Regions from separate parts of the Homo sapiens genome. Here all the other regions are linked to region 4. A link is a contact called in ENCODE Hi-C or POLR2A ChIA-PET data. All regions are on one chromosome and are shown on one strand. Each heading gives the region's core, a stretch centred on a gene start or an enhancer-like site at or near the end of the contact. The rest is flanking DNA. Distances are from core to core; before and after follow the strand shown.

Region 1 (2,700 bases), core at 68-2,567, 300 kb before region 4:
AGATGTGCCTACAAAGTAGTCATCTTATAAATTTATTTATAAGGCATATATGACATAATCTGAGGCAGGCAGGATATTATGCAAAATATTTTAATATTAACTCCATAAAATGGATTAGAATGTTGAACACATAAATCAGAGATTCTAAAAAAGAATTAAAATGCCACTTATCTTGCACTGCTACTTACTGCTACTGAGCTGGTCATCCTACTGAATTAATTAGGTTATACATTGAACTATCTTTTGAGATTATTACATTTCAGGCCATTTATTGTCTGAAACACTTTAATTTTCTTTTTGTACAAGAGAGGGCACTCTAGTCCTTTATTTCCTTCCATATCATGCAGTGAAACACAAACTAATTGCCATCTCTTAAAAGCATTAATTTGGGAAAAAAAAAAAAGATCAAAACAAGGTAAATTAGCACCCAGCAAGCATTTGTTAACTTTTAAAACAGATTTTGATTGGAAATATTCTTTTTGCCTTATTTCCAAGGAAAAAATGTACAATTACCACATTTAAAAAGCAGATATAAAAGCAAACAATATCTGTTATTTATAATTTTTAAAAACATACTTGTATCATTCTTTTATACAAAATGCACAGAAATATTAACATGTTTGAGGTTGCAGAGAAAAGGAATGAAAGTTTATCAAATCTTATGAAAACCTTAGTCTCCCTGCTTGACACTTAGCTGTTTCCACCCGACGATGTTCCTTAATGTATAAAAAGGGATTAAGTGAAGATCTCCTGGTGTTTTGACAAATCCCTCGGACCTGGCTCCTGCGTGCAAAGCCAGAGGACCCCACTCCTGCATCTGGTCCCGATGTACTTGCAGCCTGCTGTGTTCTGACACAAGCGCTCTGTGCTAAATTTAAAAAGTCTTTCATGAGACCACAGGGAGGCTTGCGAGGGGACTTGGAGTTAAAGTTAGTGGTGCCAAAACCATTTCCAGCACATGGGCCCCATTGCTACAAATTCCATTTATAAATATAGCGATTCCATGTCCGGCTCAATGAGAAATTATCAGAAAATGCTCTTCAGCTATTCAAGTCTATGCTGCCATGTTCAGACAGTTTGGTCTTTCAAGTTGAAATCTTGATGCACATCTGTTTCCAATATATTCTTGATTATTCTTTGTGAACAAAGCCAAAGACTTGGTTTCTATTTTGAAAAACGTTAAAGAAAACCTATGATAGTAATAATCTCCATTCTGAGTGAGGCACGTGGTGTGCACAGATCCTGTGTGATCGCAGCTGCTCCCTGATGCAGCCGCTTTAAATAGGAGACAGTAACAGGCCTGTCAACAGCTTACAAGGCACGGCCAAGCTCTTCCCATGCAACATGCTGGCTGCATCAGGGAGCGTTGTGGGAAAAGAATTCACATGTCCTGTGGTCAAGTGCAGCTTTCTGAACTACAGATAGAATGGAACAGCTGCACGTTTCCCCTAAATGAGTTGGAAAATTGTTCAGGACATTATAAATGATGGGAAAACACACATCCTGCCCAAGTTAGCTCTACATCATTTTCATGGGCAAACAATGGGTTCAAAAAATTATGTGATTAAAAACTCTCACATCAAAAGTTAATTTCAAAATACCCAAAAGAGGCCGGGCGCGGTGGGTCACGCCTGTAATCCCACACTTTGGGAGGCCGAGGCAGGTGGATCACAAGGTCAGGAGATCAAGACCATCCCGGCTAACAAGGTGAAACCCGTCTCTACTAAAAATACAAAAATTAGCCGGGAGTGGTGGCGGGAGCCTGTAGTCCCAGCTACTCGGGAGGCTGAGGCAGGAGAATGGTGTGAACCTGTGAGGCAGAGCTTGCAGTGAGCCAAGATCACACTACTGCACTCCAGCCTGGGCAATAGAGCGAGACGCCGTCTCAAATAAAATAAAATAAAATACCCAAAAGATGGCATGTTATATTAAATGTGCATTTCAAACCTAAGCCAGTAGTTGCCAAAATATTTATAAACTTTCCTTTTTCCCCTCCTGGAACAAACTCAATAGCGCCAGCAGCACTCAGTTCTCCCTAGGCCACTGCCCAGGCTCTCCCTCATGTCTGACAACTCCACGGGGAGACAATCAACGGTGACAAGCTTAAGATCGAGGCCACTGTCACATCAATTGATTTCCTTAACAGACATCTTAAATCTAGGTGAAGATCATGATGGCAGCTCCACAGATTTGCAACATGGATGCATCTTCCTACACAGACGCTCTTAAGTATCTGACAAAGTCATCTGAAATAGAAGTAGTGACCAGCACTCAAAGATAGCACATATGAGCGGCTCAGTCAATCACTGTGAGTCCAGGGATGCAAAACACCTTCTGAAGCCTTGACATCTTTCTCCCATCCAGACTCCTTCTCCAAGTGCCTTGCAGTATTCTTGTAGGGGATAAAGACAAAATGAAGTGTGCAGAAAGGTGTTTCAGCAGAAGCAAGGGGGCACGCTGGTCACAGCAAGGAGGATTAAAACAGAAAACAGAGCGGCCGGGCGCGGGGGCTCACGCCTGTAATCCCAGCACTTTGGGAGGCCGAGGCGGGCAGATCACGGGATCAGGAGATCGGGACCATCCTGGCTAACACAGTGATGCCCCGTCTCTACTAAAAATACAAAAAATTAGCTGGGCGTGGTGGCGGGCGCCTGTAGTCCCAGCTACTTGGAAGGCTGAGGCAGGAGAATGGCGTGAATC
Region 2 (2,717 bases), core at 18-2,517, 450 kb after region 4:
CCATCCTAGGCCAAGCCCATTTTGCCCAGAGGGTCCCCATCTGGATTCAGATAGGTTAAGTGTTTTGCCCAAGGTCACAAAAAAGGTGCAAAGAAAGTGTTTTTCTTTGTGCAACAGGTACAGTCCTTTCCCTTCCAAAAGATAATGGCTGCTCCTGGCTAGAGAAAGTTCAGTCCCGGCAGGCAGGAAGCCCTAGCCACCTAGGCGTCGCGCGGTGGAGGTCACACGCCTGCTCCGGGACTGGACAAACAGCAGGGTTTTAAGGCGCGGCGTCCCCACTCCCAGGCGAGTTTGTGCCAGCAGGGTGTGAAAAGGTCAGGCTCGGGTGGGGGTCAACGAGCCGCTTCCCATCCCGAGGGCCCCACCCGTGAGCCCGGGTGGGCCGCGCCGCCATCGGGGCGGGGACCACGCGGGCCTGCCTGGTAACAGGGGGACTGAGGCTTAATCCCATCAGGGCGCCTCCGCCCTGGGAAGACGAGCGGAGGGGGGGCGCAGGCCAGGCCGAGAGGACGTGTCCGGAGCCTCCGCGTCCGAGGGGCCCCGCGCGCCGCCCCTCTCACGCCCCCCGAACCACCGCGCTGTCCTCCGGGCTCCCCTCGACCAGGGTTCCGTCTCGCTCGCCGCCCTTGCTTCCCACTTCCACCTCCGGGGCCTCCAACCCGCACAAATGTCCAGACCCTAGCAGCTCCAGGCTGAGTAACCCAGATCTCCAGCGATCCCTCAGCTCCTAGCCACGGGATCTCTCTGAATCCATTCCCAAGGCTCAGGCTGGCATGGGAGGAGATTGATCCTCTCGCTCCCAGTCTCGAATCACCCTTCGCCGTCACCCCTGACTGGGGATCCAGTGGGACCCCAGGCCTCCAGCGCCCGATCCCCTCCAGGGATCGACTCCCAAGTCGCCAACCAGGTGGCACGTGATCCATTGGTTGCCCTGTGCGGGATCTTCCCGCGGGATCCACTCTCAAGTCTCGGGAGACGGATTCCCCGGCTCCCAAACCGGGATCCTCCCTCCCTGCAGACCCGGAGTCTGGGGAAATCCTCCGGCTCCCCGCCTCTTCCCCGGCCAACTTTGCCAACTTTTCTCCCGGGGCCTCGGCCGGGCAGAAACTTGGCGGCCCTCGCCAGCCGCCGTCACCCCCAGCTACCTCGTCGGCCGGGGACAGGAGGCGGCCAGCCGGCCCCCACTGCCCGCAGCCGCTGCGCAACCTACCGTGGAGCCACCGCCAGCCCGCGCCGCGCCGCCACCTGCCCGCAGCCCGCGGCACCTGCCCTGGGAGCCCGCAGCCCCGCGCAGCCTAGCCTGCTGGGGGCGGGGCCTCGAGCGGGGACGCGCCCCCGTCACCATGGGAACTGCCGCCGGCCGCGCCTGCGCGGAGGGGAGCAGAGCAGGCAGGACCCGAGTCCGCAGTGGCGCCTGGGCCTGGGACCTCTCCGGCGGGTCAGAGGTCACGACTCGCTTGGACACCCCTGCCGGAAGCGCTCCCGCCCCTCGAGGCCCGACCCCGCTCTGTCCAATTGGGAACTTTGCTCCGGGTACCCTCCCGCGTTCCCTGGATGTTCCCCAGTCACCAGCCAGGATCCCCCGCCACCGGCACCGACCCGCTGCCCAGCCGGCGACCCCGAGAGCCTAATGCAACCCAGGATTTCAGGAGGCGCTCCATAAATGTGGGCCCACTGACTTGCCTGGGCTGCTGGTGCCGGCCCGGGGGCGGGCAAGGTCTGTGCGCGGTGCTGGCGCCTCCTCGCGCCAAGCAAGGGCACTGCACCTGAGAGTTCGCTGGAGCGCCTACTGTGTGCGCATCCTCCTGCCATTATGTTGTGGGTGTGAGTTGTGGGGTAATGGGTACAGGAACTTGTGGACAAGTTGAGAGAATCGTAGGAAGTCGCCTCTGAAAGAGAAAATACCTGTTCTGTTATCCGTTACTCATTTCATTCAGCAGATCTTTATTAAGCACCTATTGCATGCTGGGTGCTGGAGAACCCAGTGGTGGGCAGCTGGCAAAATCCAGGCTGTTGTGCAGCTTACAGATATTCAAACAAATAATTTCACGAGTATATCAAATTGAATCTGTGACATGTGCTCCTATGGGAAATGTACAGAGCATGAATAACTGGAGGACCTAAAATCAATGTGCCTTTATTATAAGCAAGATAGACCTCAATAAAAAAAGAGAAAGAAAAGGACATCACAGGCTGCGCACGGTGGCTTGTAATCCCAGCATTTTGGGAGGCCGAGGCGGGTGGATCACCTGAGGTCATGAGTTTGAGACCAGCCTGGCCAACGTGGTGAAACCTCGTCACTACTAAAAATTACAAAAATTAGCTGGGCGTGGTGGCGGATGCCTGTGATCCCAGCTACTCGGGAGGCTAAGGCAGGAGAATGGCTTGAACCCGGGAGGTGGAGATTGCAGTGAGCCAAGAGCGCGCCACTGCACTCCAGCCTGGACGACAGAGCAAGACTCCATCTCAAAAAAAAAAAAAAGAAAAAGACATCACATTGTGTGGCTTCAGGAGGATTGGTGGGGAGACTTCTTGCCTCATTTTGCTCTTAAATTGTTGGGTGTGTGTAAGAAACAAGGGTAGCTCCTGTTCTCCACACCGTTTGCACTGCAACCCTTTTGAAGGTCTGATCATCACCATCAGACCCAGGCAGGGTAAACCCTGTTTACCAAACAGCAGCCCGAGAACCCCCAACTGACTTGTGTACAGTGCTGGAA
Region 3 (2,702 bases), core at 131-2,630, 260 kb before region 4:
TCAGAGTTTGAGTAAGCCAAGTTAACTGTATTCTTCAACGAACAGATGAAAAAATCCATACACCTTGGAGGAGCATAACAGAGTTTAGAGTATCCACAATGTATCAATCACATGTTCAAGATACAAGCTAAAATTATTCTACAGATGAAGAAACAGAAAATGTGACCCATATGCAAGAGGACAAACCATCAATGAAAACCAATCCAAGATAGCCCAAATGTTAGAATTATCAGACAAGGATTTTAAAGCAGCTATTATAACTGGACATAACAGAAAGGATGTTAACAGAAAATATTCATGTAACGAATAAAAAGATAGGAAATAGCAGCAGAAAATAACTATGAAAAGAACCAGATAAAAATGTCAGAAGTAAAAAATAGAGTATCTGAAAAAAACATTCAATGGAATGGCAGATTAGAGATGCCAAAAGAAAATGCCAATAAATTTGAAGACAAATCCACAGGAAGTATCCAATCTAAAGAAAAGAAAGAAAAAATATTGGGGGAAAACTCAGACAGGGCATCCAGGATATATAGGACAGATAATATCCAAATATCAAATATATATATAATCAGTCTTAAAAGGAGAGGAAAGAAAGATTGAGGTAGAAAAATAATCCTTTAAGAAGTAATGGCCCCTAATTTTCCCAGATTTGGTAAAAAATATATATATAAATTTACAGATTCAAGAAACTCAGCAAACTCCACAAAGGATAAATACAATATCTAAAATTACTTCACTAAAAAGCAGAGGCTGTCAGAATGAGGGAAAAAAATAATCAAGACACTTTTATATCTGTCTAAAAGAAACACACTTTATATATAAAAACAAATTGATAGTAGAACGATGGGAAAAGATACCTCATGAAAATAGTAAGCATAAGACTGAAGTGTCTACATCTGTATTAATATCCAGTGAAGTCAATTTCAAGACAAAGAATATTACCAGAGATAGACACATTTCATATGGAAAGACACAACAATCAAAAATGTTTCTGTACTCAATAGCAGAGCTTCAAAAATTATGGAGAAAATGGACAAAATAAAAGAAGAAACAGACATTCTACAATCATAGTTGAAAATTTTAACACCCTTTTCTCAGCAATTGATAGAACAACTAGATATAAAATCAAAAGAGATGTAGAAGGTATCATATCAACTACCTTGACCTAACTGATACTTATAAAACATGACACCTAATACTCCTCTGTTTTAATTTTTCCACGGGCATTAGAATAAAATGTAAATGTGTTACTCTGGCCCCAAACACTCTGCCTCTCTCTTCAACCTGATCTTATCTCACACTACCTGCCCCTCTCTTCATGCAGTACAACCAGACCACACTAGTCCTGTTTCAGTTCCCCAAACATGCCCAGTTCTTTCCTACCATGTTAGGGGCTCTGTCTTGGCCACAACTTTAGCCTAAAATGCTCTCCCCCTCACCAAGCTTCCATCTTCAAAAGACCAGCCTCTTTAACATTCAAACCTGGGTTTAGATGTCATCTCCTCAGACAGTCTTTGACCCATCAATCTAAAGTGGTCACCAAGTCACAATACAACATGCTGAGTTTTGAGTAGGTTTTGAGTCATTACATAGCAGTTTTTACTTCCAGGTACATTTCCTGTTTATTATTTGTTTCTTGTCTGTTTCTCTCAACCAGAATACAAGCTCAAAGAGATAAGTTCTTTGTATCTGTTCATCTGAACAGTGTCTGGCATAATGTTGGTGTTTAATAAATATTGGTTATGCCAGGAGTAGTAGTAGCTCATGCCTATAATCCCAGCACTTTGGGAGGCTATGGGGGGAGGATCACTTAAGGCCAGAAATTCAAGACCAGCCTGGGCAACACAGTGAGACCTCATCTCTACAAAAATTTTTAAAATTAAAAAAAAAGTATCTGGGTGTGGTGGTACACCCTGTTATCTAAGCTACTCAGGAGGCTGAGGCAGGAGGATCACTTGAGCCCAGGAGTTCAAGACTAGAGGGAGCCATGATTGCACCACTGCACCCCAGCCTGGGTGACAGAGTGAGACCCTGTCTCAAAATTTAAAAAATAATAAATAAATATTGGTTGAATCAGTGAAAAAATCTATATAGTAACTTTACCTTGGAATAATATTTATTTTCTCTTTCCCATTATTTATTTTTAAATCTAGGCATAATGTACATATTTCTATAAGCTGCCTCAAAATCTAACTGGAATAAGAAGTATATAAATCAACACACAGAGCAGTAGCTGTGGGGCATCACTGTTCTATGTGTGTTGTGTATACACACAACCACCCTACAAGACAGGTACTATAATCATTCCAGTTCTTAGCTAAGGAAACCCAGGTAGAGAAAAGCTTTCCCAAGTTTACACAACTAGTAAGCAGTAGAGTTGAAATCCAGGCAGTCAGAGTTCAGCACTAGAACTTTCAACCACTATGCTGCACGTAACGGAACAGCATATTATAGACACTATGGTTTAGAAAGCAATTGTTCATCTGGTGTCCTATTTGAAACTCACAGTTAGCCTGTGAAGTAAGCAGAAGACGATCACTAGCCTCACTTTATAGATGAGGTAACTGAAGTTCAGATATGAAGCCCTCATACTATGACAGCCTCAAGTACAGGGACAGTGTCTGCATTTGTAAGCTCAGGGTCTGACATAAGGTAGATACTTCAGGGTTTGCTGAATGACTTGCCCCATATCCCACAGC
Region 4 (2,808 bases), core at 91-2,590:
AGCTATGCAGAGATGGGCCCAGGGGTGCTCCTTCACCCTCGGGGCGTCCTGTGAGAGGTCCTTAGAGGCCAGATCATGCTGTGGAGTCTCACTGTGATCCAGAAGGCAGTGGAAGCTACTGGAAGGCTTTAGGCAGGACTGATAGGAAATGAAAGCTGAAGCCAGACCTTTCCTAGGTGAAAAGTGTCAAGTTGATCTTTTTTTTTTAATTGAGGTGAAACTTACATGATATAAAATTAAAGTATACAAGGCAGGCATTTAGTACATCCACAGTGCTTACAACCATCACTTCTATGAAGTTAGAAGAGATTTCCATCACCCCAAAGTAAAACCCATACCCATTGCACAGTGACTTCTCGTTCCCTCTCCCCCGACCCCCTGATGAGCACCAGTCTGCTTTCTGCCTCTATGGCTCTGCCTGTTCTGTGCATTTTGTATGAAGGGAATCATACAATACATCGTTGTTTTTTGTGGCTGACTTCCTTGGTTACTGTAATGTTTTCAGGGGTCATCCAAGTAGTCCCAGGTATGGGTGTTTCAGCCTTTTTTTTTTTTTTTTTTTTGAGATGGAGTCTTGCTCTGTTGCCCAGGCTGGAGTGCAGTGGCACAATCTCGGCTCACTGCAACTTCTGCCTCCTGGATTTAAGTGATTCTCCTGCCTCTGCCTCCCAAATAGCTTGGATTACTAATGGGTGCTCGCCACCACACCCAGCAAATTTTTGTATTTTTAGTAGAGACGGGGTTTCACCATGTTGGCAAGGCTGGTCTTGAACTCCTGACGTCAAGTGAGCTGGCAGCCTCGGCCTCCCAAAGTGCTGGGATTACAGGCGTGAGCCACCATGCCCGTCCTATTTCAACCCTTTTTGTGGCTGAATAATATTCCATTGTGTGGAGGGACCACATTATATTTGTCAGTTCATCCACTGATTGGATTGATATTGGTTGGTTGTGTCTCCCAGCCAGCATGAACAGGGCTCATGCGTCCTGGTGGAGGTGGCTGGTGGGAGGATCTGGCCTGAGACTCTCCTGCTGAGTGAGGTTCAGGAATGAGCCAGGTGATGAGAATGAGCTGGGTAGTCAGTGTTGGCCTCTGAGAGGAGGGGCCTGGGCCCTGAGAGGAGCCCTGGGAGGGCAGGGTGAGGGCCAAGTTCAGGTTACAGAAGCTGTGAGACAGCCGGACATTTGTGGTTTGAGGCCTTGGAGACAATGCGCTCTCCAAACAGGGAGTCTGTTGGGGAGGCCCTGGCAGGAGCTGGGGCTGCATCCAGCCCCTTGGCTTGGTGGCCTCGTTCACTTATTTGTTCAGGAAGCAGCAGGGTCTGGGCTCCATGCCAGGCCACCCTGGAAGGCTGTCCTGGGGCAGCGCAACCCAAGCATGAAGGGCGGAGGCGGCTGTGGCTTGCTACGAGCTGGCGCCAGGGACCCACTGGCTGGCTCCAGCTGCTCTCTGCATTCTCTTCAGCTCTGGAGAGCTGTGTGCCGGCCCTCAGCCTGAGTTTCCTCATCTGCAAAATTGGGACGATGGTGTCCACCTTGCCGGTGCTGGTGGGGTCCCAAGAGCTGTTGTCTGGGGTAAGGGAGCTGGGGGCCAAAAGCTCATGCCCTGGGGCCCCAGCTGTCCTTTGAAGAGTACCCTGAGGGTGTGACTGAGAGCCAGTCCCCAGCACCCTTGTCCAGATGGGGACCAGGAGGTGGGTGAAGGTATTTGTGGTCTGAGCTCTGTGCTGGTTGCCCCCGAGGGGGCCTAGAGCCCTGCGTTAAGAGCAGAGCCCAGCCGGGCACGGTGGTTCACGCCTGTAATCCCAGCACTTTGGGAGGCCGAGGCAGGCAGATCACAAGGTCAGGAGATCGAGACCTTCCTGGCTAACACGGTGAAACCCCATCTCTACTAAAAATACAAAAAACTAGCCGGGCGTGGAGGCAGGCACCTGTAGTCCCAACTACTCGGGAGGTTGAGGCAGGAGAATGGTGTGAACCCGGGAGGCGGAGCTTGCAGTGAGCCGAGATTGGGCCACTGCACTCCAGACTCGGGGACAGAGTGAGACTCCGTCTCCAAAAAAAAAAAAAAAAAAAGCAGAGCCGGATGCTGGCCCTATCCCTTCTTGCCCCACCTGGTTAAATGGGGGCTGCCTTCCTGGGTTGGGAGTTGGGGGGGACTTGTGCCCCTAAGCCATGCAGAGACATGTGCAGACGGGCCGCTCTTACACATGCGGGTGGCCATCCATGGTCCCTGCCCATTTCCAAGGCCCTTGTAGTGGTCCCTGTGCTCCAGGTCCAGTCTCTGGTTTCCAGTTTGTCATGGTTTGCCTGTCGCCTTGTAGGGGGCAGTTGACGCTTTGCTGGCCTGGCTCATGGTGTGCCAGAGCCTGTGGCTGCTGCGCAACTGTGCCTCTTGCTCTCACAGTGGCAGGAGCCTCATATTCTGATTGAGCCTGATGGGCTGGAGGATCCTTCACAGGGTCACTGTTCTCTGTCCCTCGTGCTTGGGATCTCCTGCCGTGGACCCCCTGGGAGGTTGTCTTGCGGGTGGGGAGATTGTGCTTTCTGGGTATTTTCTTTTTTTTTTTTTGAGACGGAGTCTGGCTCTGTTGCCCAGGCTAGAGTGCAGTGGTGCGATCTCAGCTCACTGCAAGCTCCACCTCCTGAGTTCACACCGTTCCTCTGCCTCAGCCTCCTGAGTAGCTGGGACTACAGGCACCCGCCACCAAGCTTGGCTAATTTTTTGTATTTGTTTTTTTAGTAGAGACGAGGTTTCACCTTGTTAGCCAGGATGGTCTCCATCTCCTGACCTTGTCATCTGCCTGCCTC

The links. A loop is a pair of places that touch in the nucleus more often than their neighbours do. ChIA-PET counts read pairs that join two places held with the same protein, here RNA polymerase II (POLR2A). Pooled maps may share reads with other maps.
Region 1: a loop to region 4 is called in a pooled map, with 4 times the contacts of the local background. The contact joins two enhancer-like sites. A Hi-C loop is called at or near these places in 1 of 168 maps with a recorded cell type or tissue (left cardiac atrium), 1 of 37 single-sample maps with no recorded cell type and 8 of 50 pooled maps. POLR2A ChIA-PET finds 5 or more read pairs at or near these places in 1 of 52 experiments (A673).
Region 2: a loop to region 4 is called in a pooled map, with 3 times the contacts of the local background. The contact joins the promoter of KIAA1671 here to the enhancer-like site in region 4. A Hi-C loop is called at or near these places in 6 of 50 pooled maps.
Region 3: a pooled map shows a loop between it and region 4 (5-fold over the local background). The contact joins two enhancer-like sites. A Hi-C loop is called at or near these places in 3 of 37 single-sample maps with no recorded cell type and 5 of 50 pooled maps.

Annotation. Positions count from the first base shown.
Region 1 is chr22:25,699,793-25,702,492 of GRCh38, reverse strand. The region is part of intron 13 of GRK3 (G protein-coupled receptor kinase 3); the gene reads right to left. Among named protein-coding and RNA genes, the nearest start is that of MYO18B, 41 kb to the left of the region's middle. Within about 2 kb of position 1,317, at least 5 of the 41 ENCODE cell types and tissues checked have a DNase peak (open chromatin) inside an H3K27ac peak, as active enhancers do.
Region 2 is chr22:24,951,266-24,953,982 of GRCh38, reverse strand. KIAA1671 reads right to left here and starts at 1,267. Exons shown (of 13, transcript NM_001145206.2): 1 at 1,211-1,267. RefSeq lists a silencer at 1,201-1,450.
Region 3 is chr22:25,655,674-25,658,375 of GRCh38, reverse strand. All of the region lies in intron 3 of GRK3 (G protein-coupled receptor kinase 3), which reads right to left. Among named protein-coding and RNA genes, the nearest start is that of MYO18B, 85 kb to the left of the region's middle. Within about 2 kb of position 1,380, at least 3 of the 41 ENCODE cell types and tissues checked have a DNase peak (open chromatin) inside an H3K27ac peak, as active enhancers do.
Region 4 is chr22:25,399,528-25,402,335 of GRCh38, reverse strand. It overlaps the pseudogene LRP5L. Among named protein-coding and RNA genes, the nearest start is that of MIR6817, 55 kb to the left of the region's middle. RefSeq lists enhancers at 1,080-1,259, 1,370-1,469, 1,630-1,689. Within about 2 kb of position 1,340, at least 23 of the 41 ENCODE cell types and tissues checked have a DNase peak (open chromatin) inside an H3K27ac peak, as active enhancers do.